Linked DNA regions of Homo sapiens: region 1 is linked to region 2. The links are chromatin loops, found by intact Hi-C in ENCODE. Cell type or tissue: adrenal gland. All regions are shown on one strand. Each heading gives the region's core, and the rest is flanking DNA. Links, peaks and the distances in the headings are about the cores only.

Region 1 (5,375 bases), core at 269-5,268, 350 kb before region 2:
GTCCAGTGCTCCTCTCCAGCCTCAGTCACCAGCATCTCCTACTTGGATTATTGCAACGGCTCCTAAGCATCAGCATTAAGCACCAACACAGATGAATCCTCCTCCTACAGACATTAGATCATGTCACACCTCTGCCCAGACCTCCCAGTGGCTTCCAGTATCATGTTGAATAAAAGAAAAGTCTTTCCCTGGGCCTGTCTTGAAAAAACTCATAATCTAACCATTTATCCACTTGTCCCTCACTGTCTCCTGCTACTTTACCCTTCACCCCTTTCCCGCCACACCAAACACACCACTGTTTGCATTTCTGCTGGAACGCTCTTCCCCTAGAAATCCACAAGACTCATTCTCTCACTTGTTTCAAGCCTTTGCTTAAAGAACACTTCATCTTTTTTTTTTTTTTTTTGAATGGAGTATCACTCTATTGCCCAGGCTGGAGGGCAGTGGGGCGATCTCAGCTCACTAACCTCTGCCTTTGGGGTTCAGGCGATTCTTATTCCTTAGCCTCCTGAGTAGCTGGGATTACAGGTGCGCACCACCATGCCCGGCTAATTTTTGTGTTTTTAGTAGAGACGGGGTTTCACCATGTTGGCCAGGCTGGTCTCAAACTCCTGACCTCAGGAAATCTGCCTGCCTCGGCCTCCCAAGTTGCAAGGATTACAGGCGTGAGCCACCATGCCTGGCCATGAACACTTTTTCTAGTGAGGCCTTCTCTGGCCTATTTACTCTATTTAATTCTCTCTGTTTATTCCCTCTGTTTAAGCCTCCTCCCTGCTCCCAGCACTCTCTATTTCCCTTCCCCACCTCATGCTTCTCTGCAGCCCTTGTCATGTTCAGAAGTAGCCTAGAATTTATTTATGAGCACGTACTCACTTTCCCATTAGTAAACCCAGGAAGGCAGGGAGTCTCCTGTGTTCACTGCTGGGTCCCCAGTGCAGGGTGTAGGACAGGTGGTTAACAGCATTTATGGCATGGTTGGATGAACCTGTATGTATCTCACTTTGGTCTAGGGTCCAAGCAGGTGCTGTCACCGGGGAGCAGCAAGGAATGTCACAACAAGTAAGACACCACCTGCCTCATCCACCTGCCAAGCTGATGGATGGCTTTATGGATGACTTATAGGGTTGCTTTTGGCTGCCTTCTGATGGGACCACCTCTCTTCTCCACCCTCTCCATCCCAAACTTGCTTTTCCTCCTCTCATGTTTCCTATTTTGGGGACAGGTACCACTATTCATTTTGTGTCTGCAGCTAGAAATGGGGCACCCCTTACCTCCCCTCCGCTCACATTCATCAAGGCCTTTTGAATCTATCCCATAAATATCTCCATTGTCAGCCACCCTCCGTTGCCATTGCCCTCACCACTAGCGCCTCCTGCCTTTGGATCCTGACCACTGCTTTCCCACTAGCCTCTCTGGTGGCTCATCTGCAACCAGAAGATCTGCCCCTGGTGCAAATCCTGTTAGGTCACTCCTCCTCTGCCTTAACCCCTCAGTGGCTCCCCTGTTCTGCTGCTCGAACTTGTCTGAGGATCTGCCCCTGTCGACTTTGCCAGCTCCGTTCATTCCAACTCAGTCACTACTCTTCGGCCATAGGAGCTGCTGGCTGTGCTCCAGACTTTTTCTTACTGTTCCATCCCTGTGCCTCTGCACAAGCTGAAACCTGCCCCTCCATGTCCTCTCCTCATCACACTTGAAGACAGCTCAGGTGTCACTTCCTTCAAGAAGCCATTCCTTTTTTTTTTTTTTTTTTTGAGACAGAGTCTCACTGTATCACCCAGGCTGGAGTGCAGTGGTGCGATCTTGGCTCACTTCAACCATCCTCCACCCTTTGGGCTTAAGCGATTCTTTTGCCTCAGCCTCCTGAGTAGCTGGGATTATAGGTGCACACCATCACACCCAGCTAATTTTTGTATTTTTAGTAGAGACAGAGTTGTGCCATGTTGGTCAGGCTGGTCTTGAATTCCCGATCTCAAGTGATCTGCCCGCCTCTGTCTCCCAAGTTGCTGGGGTTACAGGTGTGAGCCACCATACCCAGCCAGGAAGCCATCTCTTAAACCTGGGATGAATTGAGGCATTTCCTTTATGGTTCCCTTGTCCCCTGGGCTTCCCTGTGTCCTGGACCTGACTGTCATTCCAGTGTCTGCCTAAACCACAGTGGATGCTCAGTAATATTTGTTGAATGGACTGTATTTTCACTGCCTGTTTATTTGCCTACAAAAAATCAGTGATTAAAAAAATTTGTTCAGCATATACTTTTTGAGGACCTACTGGTGCCAAGCACTGACTGTGGTGCTGGGGATACTGCCGTGGACAAGAGCAACAGAGCCTCACTCTCGAGGAGGCAGGGGTGGGTCCAGCCCACCTTCGGGTCCCAGGATGCAGCACCGGGCTGTGTGCAGAACGCGTATGCTCTCCATACTGATTGAATAAATACAGGAACATTGTCTGACTGTTGGACAATGGTACGCTCAATCCTTCACCCTGTTCTCCCTTCCATGAACAGGCTTTTTTTTTTCTTTAATGTCAGAAAGTTATGGGAATAGAAACAGAACACTGACATTCATTGAGCATTTGGGCAGGTCCTTTGACATTGCTGAGCTCATTTCATTTTCCTCTCCACCTTGCAAGGCAGGACTTTGTCTGATTTTCCAGATGGAGGGAATTGAGCCTAAGAAAGGTGACTTGCTCAGCTGTGGCAGCCAAGAGGAACAGCTGGGATTTTAATGTAGTTTTATCTGAAGCCAGATTTTATTCCGTCTATACAATTCCAGAATGAGATGTTCAGAACCACCTTGATCTCCAAGAGTTGATGGTAAGTGGTTTTTAAATGGAAAGGCTCCATCTGAAGCCTGGCAGAACAGCATAACAGTTAAGAGCACACTCCTTTTTTACTTAGATGGACTTCAGTTCTTAATTCCTGTTGCACCTTGCTGTGTAATTTCGGGCCGTTTAGCTTCCTTGAACCTCAGTTTTCCAGTCTGTGCAGTGGTATGGTGAAACCTACCCGCAGAATGCCGTTGTAAGGATTTGGTGACATAAAGATGTCAAGTGCTTTGCAGGGTATGCGGTACACAGTAGGCGTTTAATATCACTGAGATGCTGGCTGGGACAGAGTAGGGGTGGGTGTGGTGTTTCTTGCATTACCAGTGTCCGCCTCTAGAGGGAAGCAGGAGCCAAAGAAAAGGGCCCTTGGGCTGTCCCCACTGGGCTGTGAGTTTCAGGTCTCTAGGGACCCCACAGCACCTTGATCAGAATAAGAAAGATCAATGAAGTCAAACAGGAAGTCGTCTGGAGCTAGGGGAGCCCTCAGGAGTCTTTCAGCACAGTGGGGGAGACTGAGACCCAGAGACAGAGAAACAGTGGGGTCAAGGCAAATAAGGGGTGCTTCTTGTAGCAAAGTGAATAGGTGTCCAGGAGTGGCGGGGACATTTTCTGTTTTAGTACAGAAAAATTACGCCCTCTTACCCTTAGGTCTAACCTATGAGTCTCATTCACCTGCAGCTGGCAGAGTGGACAGGAGGCTGTCTGTGATGTCACAGAGTGGGGGAACCGGGGAATGTTGGGGACAGTGGGGTTTGGACTGAACCACAAAGGCAGGGAGGAGGGAGGACATATGCTGAGCCCCTCTCCAGCAGTCCATTCCTTTGTCCACCATGCTGTAATGTCCACTGTGCCTATCAGGTCGGCTGGAGTGGTTCTGCCTCACATGTCTCTTACCCCTTTTGGGTTAGTAGGCTAGCCAGGTGTGTTCTTCTTCTGGGGCTGCTAGAGGAAGACACAGCAAGCCCCACTGTGAAAACACATTTCTAAGCCCCTGTTAGTGTCCTATCTGTTATGTTTTCATTGGCCAAGCAAGTCATATGACAATTTAGTTCCTTCTCCCCAGGAAGGGGATGTTGGTGAATTCCCGACTGCTGCCACCTCCTCTCCTGTCCTGGCCTCTGTGCTGTTGTGGCAGAAACATGCCCCAGAGTGGGCTGCAGATTCTCCCAATGTGATTAGATGGGGCCCACCCAGGTAATTGTGAATTATCTCAAGGTCACTGATTAGCAACCTTAATTGTATCTTCAACTTTAATCTTTTGCAGTGGGGTCATTATTCTGTCTACCACTGTGTTTAAACACTTGTATCAAGAAAATAAAAGAATGAAATAATTTCCCAATTCTTAAAGCTGGAAAAAGAGCAACAAAGTAAGGAAAAGAAAGTATAAGATTAAAAGCAGAATTTACTAGAGTATTAAAAAGCAGATCTAATTAATCAAAATCTTTTTTTGAAAAAAATTAACAAAATAGAAATACTGTGTAGCTTAATCAGGAAAAAAAGGAGAAAGCAAAAATATATAAAATTAGAAAGAATAAGGGGGAAAAATTGTTGAAACAAAAGAAATTTTAAAAATCTTTAGAGTCCATAATATACTTTTATGTAAAAAAGTTTGAAAAACTATGAAGTAGATAGTTTTCTGGGAAAATAGTTTATTAAATTGACTGCATTAAAGATAGAAACTATCAATTTCTGTAGAAGAAATTTATTAAGAAACTACCCTCCCCCAAACAGGCAACAGGTCCAGAAGGTTGCACAAGGAGAGTTTCACCAAGCTTTTAAAGACCAGTTACAGTACTACATAAATTGTTCTAGAGCATATAAAATAAAACTTCCAAATTCTTTTTGTGAAGCAAGTGTATATTGATAACCGCATGTGATAGGGATAATCAAAAAGAAAATTACAAGGCAACGTTACCTACCAATACTGATACAAAAATTCTTAATAAAATATTAGTGAACAGAATCCAACCTCACAGTATGAAGATAATAAATCATGATCAGGTGAAATTTATCTGTGGAATGGAAGTTTGATTCGATATGAGTAAAGAAATTGTGATTTTTTTTATAGATGCTGAAAAAAGAAAAAAGAGGGAATTGATGGATATTATATTAATATGATAAAATGGCACTCTCTCTCTCTCTCTTTATCTCTACCTCTATGCCTTTGTCCTAAACCCAACTTCTTCCTTAATTTGCAAATACTGGAGCTATTTAAAATCAGGAACGAAGCACAGATATCTACTGACTTTAACATTGTAGCGGTGGCATTAACCATTGCAATCAGAAAAGGTAAATTGGAGACATAAAAATTAGAAGAAGAAGAAGTTAAAGTATTTCTACTTGCAGATTACATAATAGTATTACTGGTAAACCATCGGAAAGCAAAAACAAAACTACTCAAACAATGAAAGAATTCAGAAGGGAAGCAAGGCATACAATTAGCATACTGAACTCAATAGTGTTATTATACGCAAGCAATAACTAACTACAACAATAGTGAGAGAGAAAACTTCATTTACAATAGCAACAAAAGATAAAATACCTAGGAGTAA
Region 2 (5,375 bases), core at 262-5,261:
ATGTCTGTTCTCTCCTCTCCATGACAGATGTGCAGAGATTTTAAGACAGAGACTATGTCCCTGCTTATTATTCCATTTTTTTTCTAAAGAGGTGGAGTTTCTGGTTGTCTCACTATCCTGGTGGTCTAAATATGCTTCATTCTAAGGATGATAAATATATTAGTAAGACACATCTATTAATTGAATGGAAACTTCTTTCCTGGTAGCCTGGTCGTGACCTCTGAATCCTTTCCAATAACCTCCAGGCAGCTATTATAAATTTATTTCTTAATATAGAGATCTTAATTGTGCAACTACTATGTTCAAGTGCTATGCATTGGGGATGCAGCATTGGAGATGGAGTGCTGAACACCGCAGCCTGCTCTGGAGCTAACCGAGACTTGCAAAAGAAAGATGAGCACTGAGCTGAAGGCTCTTTGATACCTTTGAATGTGGCTTTTTGGTGGAGACACATTTTCAAATCTGACTCTGATGCTCACCTGAAGGGTGTCCAGGTGGAGAGTGATCCTCAGCTCCTGCTGAGCTGGGTCTACTGTGTCTCTTTCCCAAACCACTTTCACACCCAGAAGATCTGCTCTGCCTTGTTCTTTGCTGGCTACTCAGAAAGCCCTGGTGGCAGAAAAATACATGAAAAGCCGATGCCTCTGGGGATAAGCAAAGCTTCATTTTACACTGGGAAACAGAGGCCTTTATTGGAGAAGCTGTTGAGAGCATAATCAAGTGAATCCAGTGTAGCTACGCTCCTACCATACCTGGGAAATTCCCCCTTGCTCTCTGCCCCCATCATCTGAGTAATCTATTTTAGTTAAAGATGGTAAATCAAAGGCTTGAAAGGTCAATTAATTTTGCCCCCTTTCCCACTGATCCATGAGAAATGGTGATTCTCAGTGTAAGGACCTCTGTCCTAAATTGAGAGAATGCTCTCCAAGAGACCACGTATGAAGTCTCTGGAGAAGTTATTCTGGTTGGAAATATAACAGGTTCTGTTTTTGAAATGACCGATATTTATGGTTTTTTTTTTTCTCTAAATATCCTGCTGGATCTCTCAATTGTCAAACAATCTCTGCCCATTAACTCGTCCTTCCTTAGGAGAGGCTGCCTCTGTTAGTTCTTAGTAGAACAATTCCTTTGCTGTTTCTTTAAATTACATTCTTAGGTTCCTATCTGTTGAGGTCATGGTGTGGGGTGAGTGAGAACTGAATTCAAATCTACAATGATTACCTGGTGGCTTCAGGAAAATCACTTCCTTTCTGAGTTTGTGTCAGCTTTAAAATGATGATCTGGGAATATAGTTGGCACTCAACAAATTGAATAGACAATAAGTGAGGCTACAGATGGCTGCATTCTCCTCTTAGGTCATATATTCAGTCAACACGTAATGATTGAGAAATAATAGAACAGGCTCTGTTCTGGGTGCTAGGGCCACGGCAGGGGGAAACATACAAAGTGCCTGCTGTCATGGAGCTTGACTCCTAGAAAGCATGCACATACATAGGTAAGCCAGTACTGTGTCAGGTGGAAAATGCACTATGAGTACTGGGAATGGGGAGGGTTGTTTGTGTGTGCATGTGTGATCTTGCACATATAGGTGTGATGTGTGTGTGTTTATGTAGGATGATGAGGATGGTCTCGCTGAGAAGATAACATTGGAGATGGCTGAAAGAAATGAGTGAGCCATGCATGTGTTAGAGGAAAGAGCATTCCAGGAGAAGGGTTTGCTGTGGGAGTGCGCTTGCTGGGTTTGAAACAGCAGGGAGGCAGCGTGTCTAGAGTATCATGAGAGGGGGGTTGAGGTCAGGGAATATAGGCCTTGAAGGCTACTGTGATGTCTCAGGCTACTTTCCTCTGAGCCGTAAGGCCGGCATTGGAGGGGTTCAGCAGTGGAGTAGTAGACCACAGCTCAGTGTTCCTACAGGACCGCTCTACAGCTCTTTGGGGTCATAGACTGGCTCTAGGAGGCAAGTGCTGGGGACACAAGGCCCTTGACTTTATTCTCAACATTGCCCAAGCTGCTTAGAATAATCCACAGGGATCATCACCTAAACCAGGCTTCAGAGATGTAAAGGAAAACAACAGCAACAGCAACAGCAACAGGAACAAGTCCACATTTTTAGATGTGCCTCACCCTGTGCTAGTGAGTTAAGTGTCAGGGCAGGAGGATCAAAGCCTTCTTGCTAAGGGGCCAGAAACAAGCCAAAGGGACAAGCACAGAACAACAAAAAATGTGCATGTTGGGCCTTCACAACCAACAATACGGTGCTGTCAAATCAGGTGAATGAGTGATGGGACATGGATACAATGGAGGCATTAAACATGTTAGACAACGGTTGGTGGTCCTTGCCAAACCTGAATGGAGACTGGACAAAGGCCAGAAACTCCCTGTGTCTCATGTTCCTGTCCCCCCACCCCAGTGTACACCTGCAAGAGGTGATCAGTGAGGTGGTAGGGTGAGGGTGCTCGTTTTTGTGTAGCAGATGGGGAGTCAAGAACATAAAAGGAGGCCTGCCAAGTTCCTTCCCACTTCTGGGAAGGGTTCTAGCCTCTTATTGAGAGAAGGATTAGCATGAAGGCAAAGTTGTTTACCTAAAGATGTCTATGAGCCTAAGAAGTCCGGTAGACATCAGCCCCATCCACTTCAACACATCTACCAGGAGTGCCTGGTTAGTGCCCTCCCGAAGCCAGGTGGAGGCTGCCATCTGCTGGTTGACTTGAGGATTTTTACCCAAATGTTTAGTTTGCCTTTCAATTTTTAGTGAGACAAACCTGTGTTGACAGCATTTTCTCCAGGCAAGATGCTGTCGGTTTTCTCTTTTAAACTATCACAGATTCTCATCAGGGTAGGTACACTTCATGATCATTTTGATGGATGCTCAGAAGAATTAAGCAATTAGACCAAGATGATCCAGTAATTGGAAAACATGGGATTTGAGCTCAGCTCTCACTAAAAAGATGGTGACTGTAAAGAAATTGTTATAAACACGTTGGCTTTGCAAACTGTAAAGTGTTATGAGGGAACCAGTAAATGGCAGGTGCTCCAAGTGTCCTAATTGGAAGAGTGAATGAAAGAATAATTGTGCAGAAGGATGTTCCTTAAGGCATTGTGACTCAAGGAGTCAGAGAACCCAGCTTTGACACTTGGAGGCTGAGTGAACTTGGGGGAAGTCATTTCACTACTCTGAGAAACAATTTCTTAACCTGTAATTGCAAATGTGCTGGGCAAATGTGCTAGGCAAATGTGGGAGCTGTTTTTTTTTTTTTTTTTCTTGACAGAGTCTCGTTCTGTTGCCCAGGTTGGAGTGCAGTGGTGCTATCTCGGCTCACTGCAACCTCTGCCTCTTGGGTTCAAGCGATTCTCCTGCCTCACCCTCCTGAGTAGCTGGGATTACAGGCATGCGCCACCATGCCCAGCTAATTTTTGTATTTTTAGTAGAGATGGGGTTTCACCATGTTGGCCAGACTGGTCTCGAACTCCTGACCTCAAATGATCCGCCCACCCCAGCCTCCCAAAGTGCTGGGATTACAGGCGTGAGGTACTGCGCCCAGTCGGAGCTGCTTATTTTGACTGCATGTGTGTGGTTTTATTTTCCTGTAAAATGTTGAAATCCATGTTACATCCTGGTGGGATTGAAACAATTCTCAAGAAAGCCTTTTTCTACTTCCTTTACAGAGATTGTAATTCCTCTGGGAGTTCCCTAGGGAGGGAGGAGGATGAGGGGAGTGAGCCCTCTGCTGGTTGCTTATATGTCCTGCCAGCCCAAACCTGGGCAGCAGGCACATGCAGGGCACCCCTGGTACCCCATTGAGGCTGGGGGGCACAGGTGGCCAGGGGCACATGCATCTCTAGTGAGGAAGCAGGCTTTCTAAAGAGCAATGTTGATGATGCCATCTGGGGCTGAAAACCCTTGGCAACTCTCAGCTGGGCTCCAGGACGCCAAGCCTTCAAGGCAAGGGTCTACCTCCATCCTCACCTCTGCTCCCCACACTGTCATCCCTTGTGTCCATCCACAAGCCTCCCCTTGGCCTTACCACTGGTCTTCATTTCTAGCTGCAGTCACCTTGAGGGAGGCTTCCTGATTCCTTCCCCACCCTAACCTAGTGCTCCAGGAGTTAATGGGCCCCTGAATCCAGTCTCCCATATCCCTAACTAGCCTGCCTTAATTAAAACTGATGCCCACATCCAGGAAAAATCCACTATAGGAGTTGAGGGCTGCTCAGGAACAAGGGTGGGGACATAGAGAGCTCTCTGGGACCCTAAGCCCCATGAATTTTACTTTCTAAATATCTCTTAGAACCATAGCTCTGTCTCCACGACACCACACTTAGCCAGGCTCTATCACCTTTCACCTGGATTCCTACAGTAGCCTCCTCAAAGGTCTCTTCCCACTTTGCACCTCCCAGCCAAAATCCAAATGCAACAAAAAAGATGGCTTAAAAAAACAGATGTGATCACAATGCTCTCCTGCTGAAAACTTCTCAGTTGCTTTCCATTGAACTGAAGAAAAAAAGCAAAATTTTTATTCTGGACCAGGAAGATCTGCGTGGCTGGGTTCCTACTGACTCCTGAAACCTCATCTTCCACAATGCATCTTTTGCACCTATGCCTCTGGCTTTCTCTGTGCACAGCGTGACAGCCATAGGACTATAGAGATACCTGCCTTTTGCCTTCTGCCTCTCCTGCTTCCTTCACCTGGTTAACTCCTACTTGCTCTTTGGATCTGGGTTCAAATGTCTGTTCCTCAGAGAGCCTTCCCCCTCAGATCCCCTTTAGACGTCTTCATAGCTTTTTATATTTGCTTCCAAAGCACAGCCCTCAGTTTGTAATCACACATTTGCTTGTCTGATCATGTGTTTGTCACTGACCTCTCTGGGGCACAGAGGCTGCATGGAGGCAGGGAATGTGGTTGTTTCACTCACATAGTGCTGAGCATAAGCGGGGAGGTGCTCAACACTGATTTTTAAATGAAAAGAGAAGTGAGAATCTTAGAAGGAGACCGACGAGGACAGCCCACAAGGAGCTCTCGGATTTTCCGGGCTTAGGCAAGGCATGGTGGGAAGACCAGCTTGGGTGGGGCAAGCTGAGAATGGGGAAGGACTGGGCTGTGTAGCCAGCTGTTTTGAGAGCATACAGGTCATAGGAGGCTCAGTGAGGAAGAACCTGCAAGGTGTGTCTCTCCTTCTGGAGAACAGACAGTCATGCCACACTGCAGAGGAGTATGCAGCCTGGATTTTCATCAGAATCTCCTGCCTGGTTGCTGTGGTGCCTGGGATGATCCCCAGCCTCCTCTGGACTGCTGCTTCCCCATCTTCAGAAGGAAAGAGATGAGCACGAATTCAATGCAACAAATATTCATTGAGCTCATCTTCTGTGCCTCCTG

Evidence for each region. Hi-C counts contacts between places; a loop is a spot of excess contacts. Peaks named below come from ENCODE experiments on the same cell type or tissue, not always from the same donor. Only the 100,000 strongest peaks of a DNase experiment are listed, where the experiment ranks them.
Region 1: it touches region 2 in a loop (5-fold over the local background); 72 of 110 quality-filtered maps call a loop at or near these places.

What each region holds. Positions count from the first base shown.
Region 1 is chr9:114,659,131-114,664,505 of GRCh38, forward strand. LOC107987121 (a long non-coding RNA gene) reads left to right here. Exons shown (of 2, transcript XR_007061744.1): 2 at 1-2,250. Among named protein-coding and RNA genes, the nearest start is that of TEX53, 4.0 kb to the left of the region's middle. In adrenal gland, for the core only: CTCF peaks have their summits at 3,140 (motif pointing right) and 3,340; a DNase peak (open chromatin) is centred at 3,171.
Region 2 is chr9:115,011,497-115,016,871 of GRCh38, forward strand. No RefSeq gene overlaps it. Among named protein-coding and RNA genes, the nearest start is that of TNFSF8, 84 kb to the left of the region's middle. RefSeq lists an enhancer at 2,595-2,784. In adrenal gland, for the core only: CTCF peaks have their summits at 2,700 (motif pointing left), 2,902 and 3,749 (motif pointing left); a DNase peak (open chromatin) is centred at 2,505.